Linked DNA regions of Homo sapiens: region 2 is linked to region 1. Evidence: chromatin contacts called from ENCODE Hi-C or POLR2A ChIA-PET data. All regions are on one chromosome and are shown on one strand. Each heading gives the region's core, a stretch centred on a gene start or an enhancer-like site at or near the end of the contact. The rest is flanking DNA. Distances are from core to core; before and after follow the strand shown.

Region 1 (6,728 bases), core at 1,073-3,572:
ACTGGGTCCCAGAGTCTTCAGGAAGCATGCCCTGCCAGTGCCCCCTTGGCTGAGATTACTGGCAACAGGACCTGAGAAAACTTAGCGTCTGGTTTATCTCTGTTTGTCGTCCACTGAGGAAAAATGAGAGTATGCTTCCTTCTCTGAGGCAGAGCTGTTTATATCTGCAGGTTCTTGACACACTCATGCATACTTTCACACACACAGACTGGAAGATAAATGAGTCCTCCACGTCGAACTTCTCAGCAGTGAGCCGACACTAACCAGATCCCAGCCCTTTCTCCTCGGGACAGATGTGCTGCCCTTGAAAAAGGGCTGGGGGCAGGGGTGGAGGTGTCACCAGGGGATGGGGCCTGTGAAGGGGCTGACAGATGGTGAGAGGCTTAATTCCTCTGGAGGGTAATTTGTGAAGACCTGGGCTGCAGGTGAAGTCTAAGTTAGAGGGAGAAGAGGAACTTCTCAAGGAGAGATATGAGTGCCCATTGATGGGCACTTCTCAACCCTTCAGTGTGAGCTCATCATGTGCCCCATAATTGGTGTCCTTCTCAACTTTCCGTCTCTGTCAAGGTCTCCATAAACATTCAAGTTTCCCCAGGCTTGGGTGGGTCAGTCCCAAATCTTGCCAGTACTTCCCTTATAGAATCTATTGGATTCATCCCTCCCTCCCAGCCCCAGCCCCGTCTCTTGAGTGCAGCAGCATTCCTAGTCTGCAGACCCAGCCTCCAGACAGATGCTGCTGCCCCCCTTTTGCCAAAGAAGACAAATAGTTCTTCCTTCTGGGGTGGAGCCAGTGTAGCACAGTGATTAAGACCATGGGTTTCAGAGTCAGTTGGCCCTGGTTCAAGTTCCAGTGCCACTACTTCCTAGCTGTGTGGCCTGGAGCGAGTTGCTTAACTTCACTGTGCCTCACTTTCTTTTTGTCTGTAAAATGAGAATTCTAATTACACCCAGCCCATAGTGTTGTCCCGAGGATTAGATGAGGCTATACCTGCACACTGTAAGCATCTGGTAGACAGTAGCTGTTATTAAATATCATGAAACAACCCCCATTACCAGCTTGTAGTGGCTCCTTATTGCTTGTGGGACCAAGCCAAGCTTCCCATCCTGGCAGACAGTGGTTCACCATCTGGGCCATTTGACTGATGCAGCTTCATCATCTGTCGCTCTCTGATCCTGCTATGGTGGCCTCTTCACTGCCCCACCTGTGCTGTGATTTTTTGAGGACTGTTGTTTTCATTCAAAAGTTTCCCCTCCACACCCCAACCCTACTCAGCTCCCAGCCCAAACCTTACCCCCTCCCTGATGCCTGTCTTGACCTCTTTGGCCGACAGAGGCATTTGCAATCTGAACTTAGCCATGTCATTCTTCAGCATCCACTTGTGTGGTTTCTCCTGTGTTTTCTACCTTAACCATGAGTGCTTATGTCCCATGGTGCTGCCCATGTACTGTTGCCTCCCTTAATATGGAGATTTGGGAGTTGACCATATGATCACTAGAAACTTCTCCATCGAATATGCGGAAGCCCTATCCTGATTTTATAGGAACCAAAAGGTAAAGAGATGTTTCCCAAGGTTGCCAAATCACCCTGTGGTAGAAATGGGAGTAAAGCTCCAGCCCAGAGCCTATGCTTCGCCAGTCCTGATCCTCTGCTACCTGCGGGGGGGTCGGGGGGGGGGGGGCGTGATGCTTCTGGCCTGTTGGCTAAATTCCACAGCTCAGCAAGTGTCGGTGATGAAAGCCGGGCCCAGCCTCGTGAGTGCTGGCAGAGGGCTTGTTTTGACAAGAGCAATTTAGCTTAAGTGACTTGTGCTAGCACTTGGGGTGCTCACAACAGGGACCTGACTCACTCCTTTGTCAAGGACCTCTGTCCTAACTCCCCAGCGTCCTTCAGGGCAAGGAGTCGTTTCTGTGAGACCCTATGGATGGGGGCGTGAGAATCTGTCCCTTCCGTGGCCTTCATCCTTCCAGTTCTGTTTTGGCTCTTGGGGCAGCCCAGCTGAGACTTGGAGACTCCAAGAAGAGTTCTCCATCCCTCTGGTATCAATCCAGTTTGCTGCATTAAGCAGGAAAGCCAATGGCATGGATAATGCCCAGCGACAGAGGACTTCTAAATGCGCTAGATGATTTATAGCAGACTTCCTCTCTTCATTATTTTTGGCTCATGCTGAAGTCAGATCAGTCTGTATTCCTCATGTACATACCAGCTGCCTGGAAATGGCTGTGATTGGGACACACCAGTCATTACTTGATTTGTGTGCCCCTGTTCCTACTCGAACATTTATTGAATACCTGCTGCATGCTAGGTGCTGTGGAGGTACTGGCAGCTCCATGAGACTTGGCCCCAGCCTAGCTGGCTTTGGAGGAATGGTTTGCTGTGGATAATTCCTAGAGTGAATGAGAACCTTAACCGGGCAGGAGAGAACAGGTGGTTGAGTGTTGCATTGCCACCTCTCGCAGTATCCCTGCCTTTTCCTCTGCTTGTCAGGGTTCAGCTTGTCTGGGTTCAAAGGTGGCTTTGTTGGCTCTACTTTCTGCTGTAGCTGTGGCCTTCTTTTAAAAAATTTTAAAAACCAGTTGACACACGTTCAGACTTGCCAATGCTGATTTTTTAACGGAGTGGTCATTTGCTTAGGATAGCAGAGTACAAAGGACACACCCAGGGTTTCTTCTCATAGCAGCTTCCTTGGTGCAGACTTTGACTGACAGCTGACTTTCAGGAATGATCCTGTTGCCAGCCTCTTGCCCAGATGGGCTTACCTGCCCTTGTTGCTGGTGTGGGGCACAGGCACCCAGTGGTTTTAGGGGTGGGAGGCAGGCATGTGTGTTTCTCTTGAGGTACTCTTGCTCTGTCATCTTAGGCATGTGGCCAGGAATAGCATCTGGTGTCGTGGGCTTAAATTCCACTCCAGTCTGCCTTTCTGAGGACTCGGGGCTTTTTCCCTCTGGGAAGGGGTGCTGCTTCCTCCAAATAGGGAGGAAAAGGGACACTCTCCTATCTCCTTGCCTGGGTGCCCTCAGGATGTGGGTGCCATGCGTGGGCTGATAGCCTGCCCAGTTGGGCATTGTGATGTTTCCCTGGATCTTCCTGCATCCTGGGGAATGTCATTCTCTGCTTATGTGTTGGGGGTCAGAGCAGTGTGGGCTGCTTCTGAGTCCTGGGAGAGAGGTGAGGGGGTCCCTGGGGCTGGGGGTTGATGGATGCCTGTCCTTTGGCAGCTAGGATTACGAGCATCAATGTTTAGGGCCCTCGAGCAGAGAACATGGGGCAAATTGAGGTGAGAGAAGTGTTGGGCCAGCATGGAGGCTCACCTTTCAGGAGACAACCAGGGCTCCTGGACAAGTCCAGCAGTAAGTGCAGTGTCAGCAAGTGCAGAGGAACACCAGCTGAATGAACAAGGGGCTAAGAGGCAAAGGTTCTGCATAATGGCCCAGCAGAAGGTGGGGCAGGGCCCCAAGCCCCCAAGCCCTCCTCTGTGCTCACTGCAGACCCCAGGGACTTCGCCTGCCCACCTTCTTCAAATCCCCTCACTCCCCTCTCCCCTGCCCCAAATCTGGCTTAGGAGCAGCCCAGGGCCCAGCTATCCCTGAGGGGAGGCCCTGGGGCACCTTTTGCTTTTCTGCCCTTCACTGTGTAGATATGCAGGGGTGGGGGTGGGGGACAATCAGGCAGGAAACTGAGCTTCAGATCCCATGCTACCCACACCTGGCCTGGCCTTCGCTGCTGATGGGGAGTGCCCTGAGGCATTGCCCACAATGGGTGCAGAAGTGGCAGCCTCATCCCCAGCTCTTGCCCCATCCTCCAGGCCTGGCTGAGAGATACCGGCTGCCATGTGCAATGCCCCGAGGCTCAGGACCAGAACCCGGCTTGGGTCCGGCCGCGTGCCACTTCCCCTGGGAGACAGTACTCTGGTAAAGCACCCAGGCCTGTGCCTGGTGCTTCAAGACAGTTGACAAATTGCCGATGTTCTTATCTTCTCCACTCTCCTCAGGGGACTGCGATCGACTGGTTGGAGCTCTCAGTTTCTTGCTTTTACTAAACCTAGATAGGCAGTGGAAGAATAATTGCTTTCCTGACATTTTATATTATCACCTTATTTAGTCCATCATCTTAATCTTTACACAGTCCTTGAGAAGTAGATAGTATCATCCCTATTTTGTAGGAGAAGATTCTGAGGTTTACTAAGGTTAAGTTACTCAGTCACCACCACACAGGGGAAAAAGGATGTGAACTTGGAGCTTTGATACCAGGTCCTAACCAGATCCCACGTTTTCCCCACAGCATGCTTCGTCTTCTTGAGATACTGCAGAGCTCACTCCTTCTTTCCTCTGGGCCGCTGTTTGTTACCGTGCAGAGTCTGGCCACTGTGCTTCCTTCCGTCTTGAGAATCAGCCCCTCTGTCTGCTTTGTCTCTGCTCTGGTTTCTGGGCTTAGTCCCAGGTCTTGTCAGGAGCACTGCTCAGATGCCTTCAACCATTCTTGGAGTGGCCTTAGTGTTTTCACACCTCCAGCCTCATCCTGCCTTCCCTTGGCTTTGTGTGCCCTGTGTGTTGTGATTTCTCCCTTCTGCCCCAGAGCACGTGGTGGGAAGGGAGGAGGAGGAAGTGGGGGAGGAACGGAGAGGGCAAAGGGGAGGGAGGGATGGGATAGGGGCTTGCCATCTTGATACTCAGACCTAGAAACCTCTGCTGTTTGCAGGTGTATTGGGGTCAAGGCTAAGCTGCCGTAACAAAGAGATACCAAAATACAGTGGCCTTAAGAAGATGGGAATTTATTTCTCTTGTGTCATAGTCTCAAAGTGATGGGGTCCAGGTTGGTAGGATGATTCAGTTCCATGGGGTTGCTCCACCACTTCTAAGGACATTATCCTCATTCATATGGTCAAAGCTGGGTTTGGAGCCTATCTATGTTGTAGCCCAGAAGAACGTGTTTGATAATGGGATGGGAGGTGACATGGGAGCTGCATGTAGCACTTCCATTCATACCCCACTGGCATAGTCATGACCACACCTTGCTGCAAGAGGGGCTGAGAAATGCTGTCTGTGGCTGGGCAGCCATGTGCCCAGTGACTGTGTATTGCCTGGGAAGAACAGGGCAAGGAATTTAGTTGGACAACTTACAGTCTCTGCCACAGCCTTTTAAAAATTATTATTTTTAAATAAAACGGTTAATCTTAATTATTCTAAAGGGGGCGGTGGTGTGATAATCTATAGTCCATCACTTGGACTTCAAACTGAGAATATATTTCCAGGGGCCTAGAGAGTATGCAGGGCAGGTGAGTCTGCAAATGAACATTTGCCACTCCTCCCACTGGCTGTTTTTATAGTCTTCTATCATAATGGTTGAGTTTCATGGCTCACCCTTTGGCATTAGGTCATGCCTCCATTGGCCCTGGGAGAGAAGACTTAACACTGTTACTCCTCATGCCCCAAGAATTAAGGCAGTCAGTGCTTCCCGTGGCCGTGGTGCCAATTCTGGTCACCCTTCCTACCCCCTTGTTAGCAGCACAGCCAGGAGAGAGTGGAGACCAGGGCAGAATCTCCTGGTTTCTTTCTGGGAGACTGAATCACATCACAGATAAGACTCCCCAGAGTCCTCAGGATGTCAGTGCTCTTGGGAAGCAGCTGAGAGCTGTTTGGTCACATTCTCCCATTTTACATAGAAAGAAACCTCATAGGACCCAGAGAGCAGAGGAGTTTGTTGAGCTGGCCCAGCCTGTGAGGAGAAGGGCTGCACTGCAGCAATCCAGGCCTCTTGCTGTTCACCAGGCCTTTCCAAGAGACTCGTTTGCACATTAGCTCATTTCTCCTATAGACTCAATCTCTTCTGGGGATTTCCTAGTGATATGCTCAAGGTCAGCCAGCAAATAAGGGACTCTCCAATACTTCAGGCCAGCTCTCCCAGTTCCCAGACACTCACAGGGACACACAGACTTGTTTCATGTCTCATCTCCCTGATAGAAACCATCTCCAAATGCTTAGTGGCCATGGCAGTTAGTACCACACTCATCTTTCATTTAATTCTGATGTGGGCCTGGGCATTCCTGCAGGTAAGGATTGTCTTAGTTCATTTTCTGTTGCTGTAACTGAACACCACAGGCTGGGTAACTTATAAAGAATAGAGGTTTATTTAGCTCATGGTTCTGCAGACTGGGAAGTCCAAGAGCATGGTGACAGCACCTAGCGAGGGCCTTCTTGTTCATCATGATGTGGTGGGTGGCATCACATGGCGAAACAGAGCATATGTGTGCACGTTAGCTCAGGTCTCTTCTCCTCTTCTTATAAAGCCACCAGTTTCATCATGGGGGCCCCACCCTGATGACTTTAATCCTTATTACTTTCCAGAGGCCCCACCTCCAATTGACCTGTGAATTTGAGGATTAAGTTCCCAACACATTAAATTTCGGGGTACATTCAAAACCATAGCAGAGACCCTGTAGCCCATCTCCCACCTTGTGTTTGATGCTCACCATCAGAGGCAACTGGGGGTCTGGGACTGTCTTCTCTTGTGAGTTGGAATATTCAAGGCCTTAAAGGTACCCTGCAGCCTTCAATTTTCTTTTCATCCATGTATTCATTTAACAAGAATTTATTGTGGCCTGCTATGTGTTAGCCTCTGTCCTGGATAATAGGGACACAACAGTGAGCAGAGGAGGCCTGGCTCCTATGTACCTTTTTTTTTTTTTTTGGAGACACAGTCTTGCTCTGTCACCCACGCTGGAGTGCAGTGG
Region 2 (6,728 bases), core at 2,470-4,969, 37 kb before region 1:
AATCGGTTGCTCCCTCTGGTGAGAGCCTCACTGCTCTGGGATTTGTTTGCTGGGATCCTATGCAGCTCTGGATACGGAATCCTCCCCTGACCTGGCCTCTCAACACAGGCTTCAGGTTTCTGAGGGGAGGCCCTCTGCAAGCCAGGTTTTCTGTGATTCTACTGTGGAAATTCTGTCTGGGAGGGGGCATCTCCCTCCCTGCTCAGGCTGGGATCAGAGGCCTCCAGAAATCAACCACCCTTCCTTGGGCCCAGCCCACCCAGGGGCCTGAGCTCATGGCTCAGCCATCTCTCTGGTCAGGGACGGGAAGTGCTCCTGCCTGCTTCAGTTTAGGGTTTGGGGAAATGTTCCGTGTTCCGTGTTTTAGGCACGCTCAGCTCCTGCCTTCCGAAAGGTCACTGCTTAAGAAAACAGCCTGGTCCTTGGCTTGGCCCATCTGCTGGGAGATGGGCTGTGATTCCTCTCCCACGAACTGGCAGAGTTTCCAAGATGAAAATGGGAAAACAGAACAGGGGAGTGAGCCTGGTCCCGTCCCGGAGGAGCCGGCGTCATGAAGCCTGTGTCTGCTGAGGACGGTGAGGTCGTCTCCAGGGGGCTCCGTGACTTCTTAGAGATGTGGATTTAACCAGGAGACAGTGCAGGCTGGCCTGTGCCGCCTGCTCTATCAGGCTGTGCTGGGCATCTGTGCCGGGAGAGGGACGCCGTCACCAGCTGTTCTGACAGGCACGTTCCTGGACGGGGCTATTTAGGGCAGTCATTGAACGAAGCACATAACCATGACTGCCTTTTTTTTTTTTTGTCATTGTTTGTTTGTTTTGTTTTTAGCTTGAGGAAGGATCCAGATGTTTCTAGTTCTGCAGATGTCTTTTTGTGGTAAAGCTGAAGAACAGAGATAGGAAATGAGGGATGGGGGAGTTGGATCCCAGAGGCTTCCACATCACCAGATGACCCTCAATGGGTGCTCAGGTTCCTTCTGCACCAGACCCCCATTAACCCCGACTCCCAGCTCCCCAGCACATCTTCCTCCAAGGTTTTTGCTCTTAGCCTTTCCGAGCTCTATCTGCCACCGCAACACAGAGGCTGTCAGTGCTGTAACTGCTGTCTTCATACGCTTGAAATCTCACTCCCAAACCATCCCTGCAGCCCTGGCCCCTTTGGGAACCCCAGTGTACATGGTTTCCCGGCTTTTGGAGGACACAGTGGTTGCGTTGTCTGGCATCTATTCAGAGTTGGGGGAGAGCCCGCAGGGACGTCCTATTGGGTCCTTTCTCTGTTACTGTCTGTTCTTACTTCTCCCACCACACCCTGTCTCCTGTTGGGGCGAATACCTTCTCTAAGGGCAGCCTGGTGGCAGGAATCTGCAGTAGGACACAGGGCCCCCAGGCCATGGCTAGAGAGGCCTATGAGGCAAAGTGTCCTCTTTCCTGCCGCAGCGTGCCCCTTGTGGTCAGGAAGCCTCGAGGTCTAGCTTCGTTCCCTCCTGCTGTCTCTTCCCATCCTCCCCTATGTGGAGGAAGGTTTTATGAGTGGGGGCTTGTTGGCACCTTCTCAAAAGGAGAGGGCAGGCATCCTGAGCTCCTGGATGCCGGCAGAGCCTAGGGTAGGATAGTTCAGATGCCTGTCTGGGGAGAGGGCATGTTCCAAAGGTGGAGTTCTGTGTGGGTGGGCTTGGTACCTGGGCCCACAGGCTGCGGGGATGGACACTGGGCTATGCGGGGGCAGGGGATGGGTGACAGGGCCACAGTGAGTCCACCTGGGACTCTGTTGTGCTGTCAACGGTGGACAGCCCCACGTGGGCCTGCTCACCTGTATTGACATGTCAGCTCAGGTGTCCCATTAGGTTAAGCTGTGAGCCCAGAGGCTTTGGTCCCAGGGCCACCCTGGTCACCAGGCTGTGAGGACAGGAGCAACTGTTGCCCCACCCTGCTTTGCCTCTGGAACGAGTCCTGGGGTTGGATTGGGGGTGCTGGGCCTGGCACTCTGTGGGAGCTTGGACTTAAAACATGTTGCTGGCTGGGGGTTGGGGATAAGAGGCAGGGGAAGGAGAAAGATAGGCACTGGGATCCTGGGCCAGGCTTAGGCCTTTGTCCTTTGTCCCCTCAGGCTGAGTCAGCATCTGTTGTCTCAGGAGTTTCTGTCTCAGTTCAGGCACTATGAGTGTTACCTCCCCTAGGTGCCGAGGACAGGCCCCCAGCCCGGTGATCTAACTCCTTAGTCAGTGATCGGTGAGGCCTGTCAGGGGTCTGCTCCCTGCTTATTTGAGGCTCTGGTTTCCCTTCTGAACTGAAGGGAATCCAGTCCACTTGCCAGACACTTGTTTTGCTCTTATACTTGCTCAGCCCTCTGAGTGGACCCCAATGGTGGATGGCAGGCTCTCCTCGAAGCAGGCACTAGTACGCCCTTGACTGTGGATTCCAGGAGGCCCAGGGAAACTGCAATGGAAGAGGTTGGTGGAGGCACAGGGCAAGGAAGAAGAGCTTTCTGGCAGACTGAAACAGGAGGCTCATGGAGGGAACGGGTTAGGCTTGGTAGTAGAGGGCATATTTGACAAACCTGAGTGATTTGGTATAGCTGCTGCTTTGGAGATAAGTGGGTGCTGGAATGGCTAGTGCTAAGGAATTTAGGCCGTATCCAGTAGGTGATAGCTATTTAAGTAGTTTGAATAAGGATGGGGTGAGATGGCTCACGTCTGTAATCCCAGCACTTTGGGAGGCCCAGGCAGAAGGATCACTTGAGGCCAGGAGATTGAGAGCAGCCTGGGCAACATAGTGAGACTGCATCTCTACAAAAAATGAAAAAGTTAGCCCAGCAAGGTGATACATGCCTGTAGTCCTAGCTACTCAAGAGGCTGAGGTGGGAGGATCGCTTGAGCTCAGGAGTTCGAGGCTGCAGTAAGCTATGATTGCACCACTGCACTCCAGCCTGGGCGACAGAGCTAGTGAGATTCTACCTCCAAAAAAAAAAGAATGGATGTGATGGTGATTAATCTAAGAGCTGCCATTGTTGAGCCTTTATTTTATGTCCTTTATGTGTCCTGTTAGATTTCATTCTTACTGCAGCTTTCTAAGGTGGACGTTATGTTGGTTTTCACCTGGTCATTCCAAAGGCAGACAGAGTGCAGGATGTGGCCAAGGGTGTTGGAATAATAGGAGATTAGCCCTTCCCCAACAGGCAGTTCACCTTGGGATATGGCTCTACCATTCCTACTTATGCCTGGGAGGTACGGGGTGGCCCCAGGCTGCTGTGTTGAGGAGGAGGAGGAGGAATTGGGGGATAAGGGTTGGGGGAGGAGGAGGAGGGGGATGGAACTCTGCCAAGACAGAGCTGCCCTGGAGGGAGTCTTTGTGGGCTGTTTCCTGAGGAGTTCTACAAGGGAAGCTTCCAGTCACTCTGCCATCCTTAAGGGTGATGAGCTGTGTTCCAGCCCCCATCCTTCCCTCCCTTTCTCATTCTCCTAGTTCTGGTGGAGGCCCTGAGGGCAGATGGGGGCCTCTCACTGGGTTGACCGGATCCAGCACCTGCTCATGTGGGAGAGCAGAGGGACCTCAGGGCTATGGGGCCACACTGCCTCAGGGAACACAGGTCTCAGTTGGGGAAGTGGGTGTGGGAGGACCTGTAGAAAAAGAGATTTATTACTGCTCTTTCCCTGCCAGCTGCGTGTTTGCCTTTCCCAGGTCAGTGGGCTGGTGACGAGAGAGGGCAAGTTAATTTATATCCAGGTGATAGATTAGCTCCTCTAACCACAGGGAACTTTCTCAGCTCATCCAACTGGGGCTTGGAGGGTGGGAGGGGCCGGTGAGTGAGGGAATGTCTCTGGGGCAGTTTCTACCTTCTGCCCGGCCTCTGTTAAGGAAGCAGGTGAGGTGCAAGAGGGGCATCTCAACATGAGTGGGCATCTTAACCTCCTGGAGAGCTTGCTGGGCTCCCAGAGTTTCTGAGTCACAAGGTCAGAGGTGGAGCCCAATAATTTGCATGTCTAGCTGCTTCCTGGGTGATGCTGCAGCTGCTCCTGCTCTGGATATCCCACTTGGAGAACCACTGTGCTAGATAATCAGTTGAGGATTTTTGGTGGTGCTTCCCTTACCTATCTGTGCTGCTTGGACAGGACTATTAGCAGGAACACATCCTTTCCACCTGTGAAAGCTGCATCCCACCTTTAGACCCTGACTCCAAGGATACCTTCTCCAGTGGCCACCCTGAGAACTAGCATGTGCTGGGCCGTCTGTCCTTTTTCCCCACATGCTACCTGGTTTCATGGCCTGCGACTGTACACACCTGGAGTATTGGGACTCACTCTTACCAATCCCTGGGGGCCCCCATGGCACCTAGCACAGCCCCTAGCACATAGAGGAACTAGGTGTTGAGTGGATATAGTTAAAGCAGACCCTTATAAGGGTTAAACTTTTCTAAAAACCCAAGGTCAGATGGGGAGCAGATTTTATAAAGACTTTCCAGGCTGGTTATAGGCAGAGCCAGATCAAGAGCCTGGCTGCCTGTATAGATAATTTTATAGAAAATATTTCATAAGCTTAAAACACCAGCTAGCTCTCTAAATCTTTTCTATACTTTATCTACAGAGATACATTTTTATGTAAGTAAATGTGGTTTGTTATAGCTATTTTTATTTTATTTTATTTTTTGAGTTAGAGTCTCACTCTGTTGCCCAGGCTGGAGTGCAGTGGCAGGACCTCGGCTCACTGCAACCTCTGCCTCCTGGGTTCAAACGATTCTCCTGTCTCAGCCTCCCTAGTAGCTGGATTACAGCCACCTGCCACCACACCTGGCTAATTTTTGTATTTTTGGTAGAGATGGGGTTTCACCATGTTGGCCAGGCTGATCTTGAATTCCTACCCTCAGGTGATCCACCCACTCGGCCTCCCAAAGTGCTGAGATTACAGGAGTGAGCCACCATGCCCGGCCGAGTACAGCTAGAACTTTGTGTCTGCTTTTTTTTTTTTTTAGATGCAATCTTGCTCTGTCGCCCAGGCTGGAGTGCAGTGGCGCCATCTCGGCTCACTGCAACCTGCGCCTCCTGGGTTCAAGTGATTCTTCCGCCTCAGCCTGTCGAGTAGCTGGGACTACAGGCGCATGCCACTGTGCCCAGCTAATTTTTGTATTTTTAGTAGAGATGGGGTTTCACCATATTGGGCTGGCTGGTCTCGAACTCCTGACCTCGTGATCCGCCCACCTCGGCCTCCCAAAGTGCTTGGATTACAGGCGTGAGCCACCGTGCCCGGCCAACGTCTGCCTTTAAAAAAAAAAAAAAAAACAAAAAACGTAACATTTGTATGCTAATTTTCTTGCTGAGTGTACAAATGAATGTCTTTTGTGTGCTGTTCCTACATTATCTCACTCGATTCTCATAACGACACTGAAAATACGTGTTACGACCATGTTCATGCGGTAGAGCATCCCTTGGAAGTGATGTTCCATGATTTGCTTAATGTGTCCCAGGCATCAAACATGGAACTGGTGTCTAGATTTTTCACCGTAGGTCCAGGGCTCTTTGTATTCTCTGAGACCACCTCTGATATTTCTTTTTATGTGGCCACTGTACATAATTCTGTACATAATTGATGCGTTTTCTAAAAAACCACGCTTTAAAAAATTGAGATGAAATTCAATTTTCCACCTCTGTCTATCCCAAACATTTTTGTCAGCCCCAAAGAAAACCCAATACCCATTAGTAGTCACTCCGAATTTCCTCCTCCCCTCAGCCCCTGGCAACCACTAGTCTGCTTAATGTCTGTATGGATTTACCTATTCTGGATATGTCCTATAAGTGGAATCATAACAATATGTATCTTTTTGTGTCTGACTTCTTTCACTTTGCAACTTTTTTTTTTTTTGAGACAGGGTCTCACTCTGTTGCCCAGGCTGCAGTGCAGTGGAATGATCATATAATAGCTCACAGTAGCCTTTATCTCCCTGGCTTAAGCAATCCTCCAACCTCAGACTCCCTAGTAGCTGAGACTGCAGGTGCATACCACCGTGCCCAGCTAATTTTTTTTTTTTTTTTTTTTTTAGTAGAGATAGGGTCTCACTATGTTGCCCAGGCTGGTCTTAACCTTCTGAGCTCAAGCGATACCTCCTGCTTTGGCCTCCCAAAGTGCTGAGATGATAGGGATGAGCCACTATACCTGGCATTTGCAAAATATTTTTCAGGTTCATCCACATTGTAGTATGAATCAGTACTTTATTCGTGTTTTATGGATGAATAATATTCCATTTTATAGCTAGAGCACATTTCATTTATCTGATCCCATTCTTTTTGATGACCAGAGAAATCCAAGTGCTACTGCTGGTTGCTGAAGTGTGATGCATGTTTAAGAAGAGAGGGCATCTCAGGAGAGGGGTGTGCACTGATGGCGATGGCATGGCCTGTGGGGAGGCTGAGAGCAGTAGGGTGTCTGGAGAAGGGAGAGTTGATGGTTAGAGCTGGGGCTGGGTATGTGGCCTTGAGGGACCCAGAGGTCAGAGTGGGAGGATAAAGCTTGGCCAGGAGGGGCAGCTGAGGGGGTATCACGTTCCTAGAATAGAGGAGCAGCCAGTTCAGGGAAATGTGGTGGCTGAACTCCAAAGATGTCTGCAGGTCTGGGTGTGGACGGTTTCAAAGCGAGGCATTTTGGTCCAAAACCAAGGAGTGACCTGGTGCCCAGATGGAAAAGGTCCTGGATTCCCATAGGAGCAGGAGCAGTGGCGGCGGCTTGGCCTGCAGGGTGGGTGTG

Evidence for each region. Hi-C counts contacts between places; a loop is a spot of excess contacts on that map. ChIA-PET counts read pairs that join two places held with the same protein, here RNA polymerase II (POLR2A). Pooled maps may share reads with other maps.
Region 2: a map of sigmoid colon shows a loop between it and region 1 (2.0-fold over the local background). The contact joins two enhancer-like sites. A Hi-C loop is called at or near these places in 4 of 168 maps with a recorded cell type or tissue (Right ventricle myocardium inferior, ascending aorta, heart right ventricle and 1 more) and 6 of 50 pooled maps. POLR2A ChIA-PET finds 5 or more read pairs at or near these places in 6 of 52 experiments (A673, AG04450, BJ and 3 more).

Annotation. Positions count from the first base shown.
Region 1 is chr3:123,368,710-123,375,437 of GRCh38, reverse strand. The region is part of intron 1 of ADCY5 (adenylate cyclase 5); the gene reads left to right. Among named protein-coding and RNA genes, the nearest start is that of ADCY5, 77 kb to the left of the region's middle. Within about 2 kb of position 2,322, at least 7 of the 41 ENCODE cell types and tissues checked have a DNase peak (open chromatin) inside an H3K27ac peak, as active enhancers do.
Region 2 is chr3:123,406,887-123,413,614 of GRCh38, reverse strand. The region is part of intron 1 of ADCY5 (adenylate cyclase 5); the gene reads left to right. Among named protein-coding and RNA genes, the nearest start is that of ADCY5, 39 kb to the left of the region's middle. RefSeq lists enhancers at 1-442, 1,254-1,779. Within about 2 kb of position 3,719, at least 4 of the 41 ENCODE cell types and tissues checked have a DNase peak (open chromatin) inside an H3K27ac peak, as active enhancers do.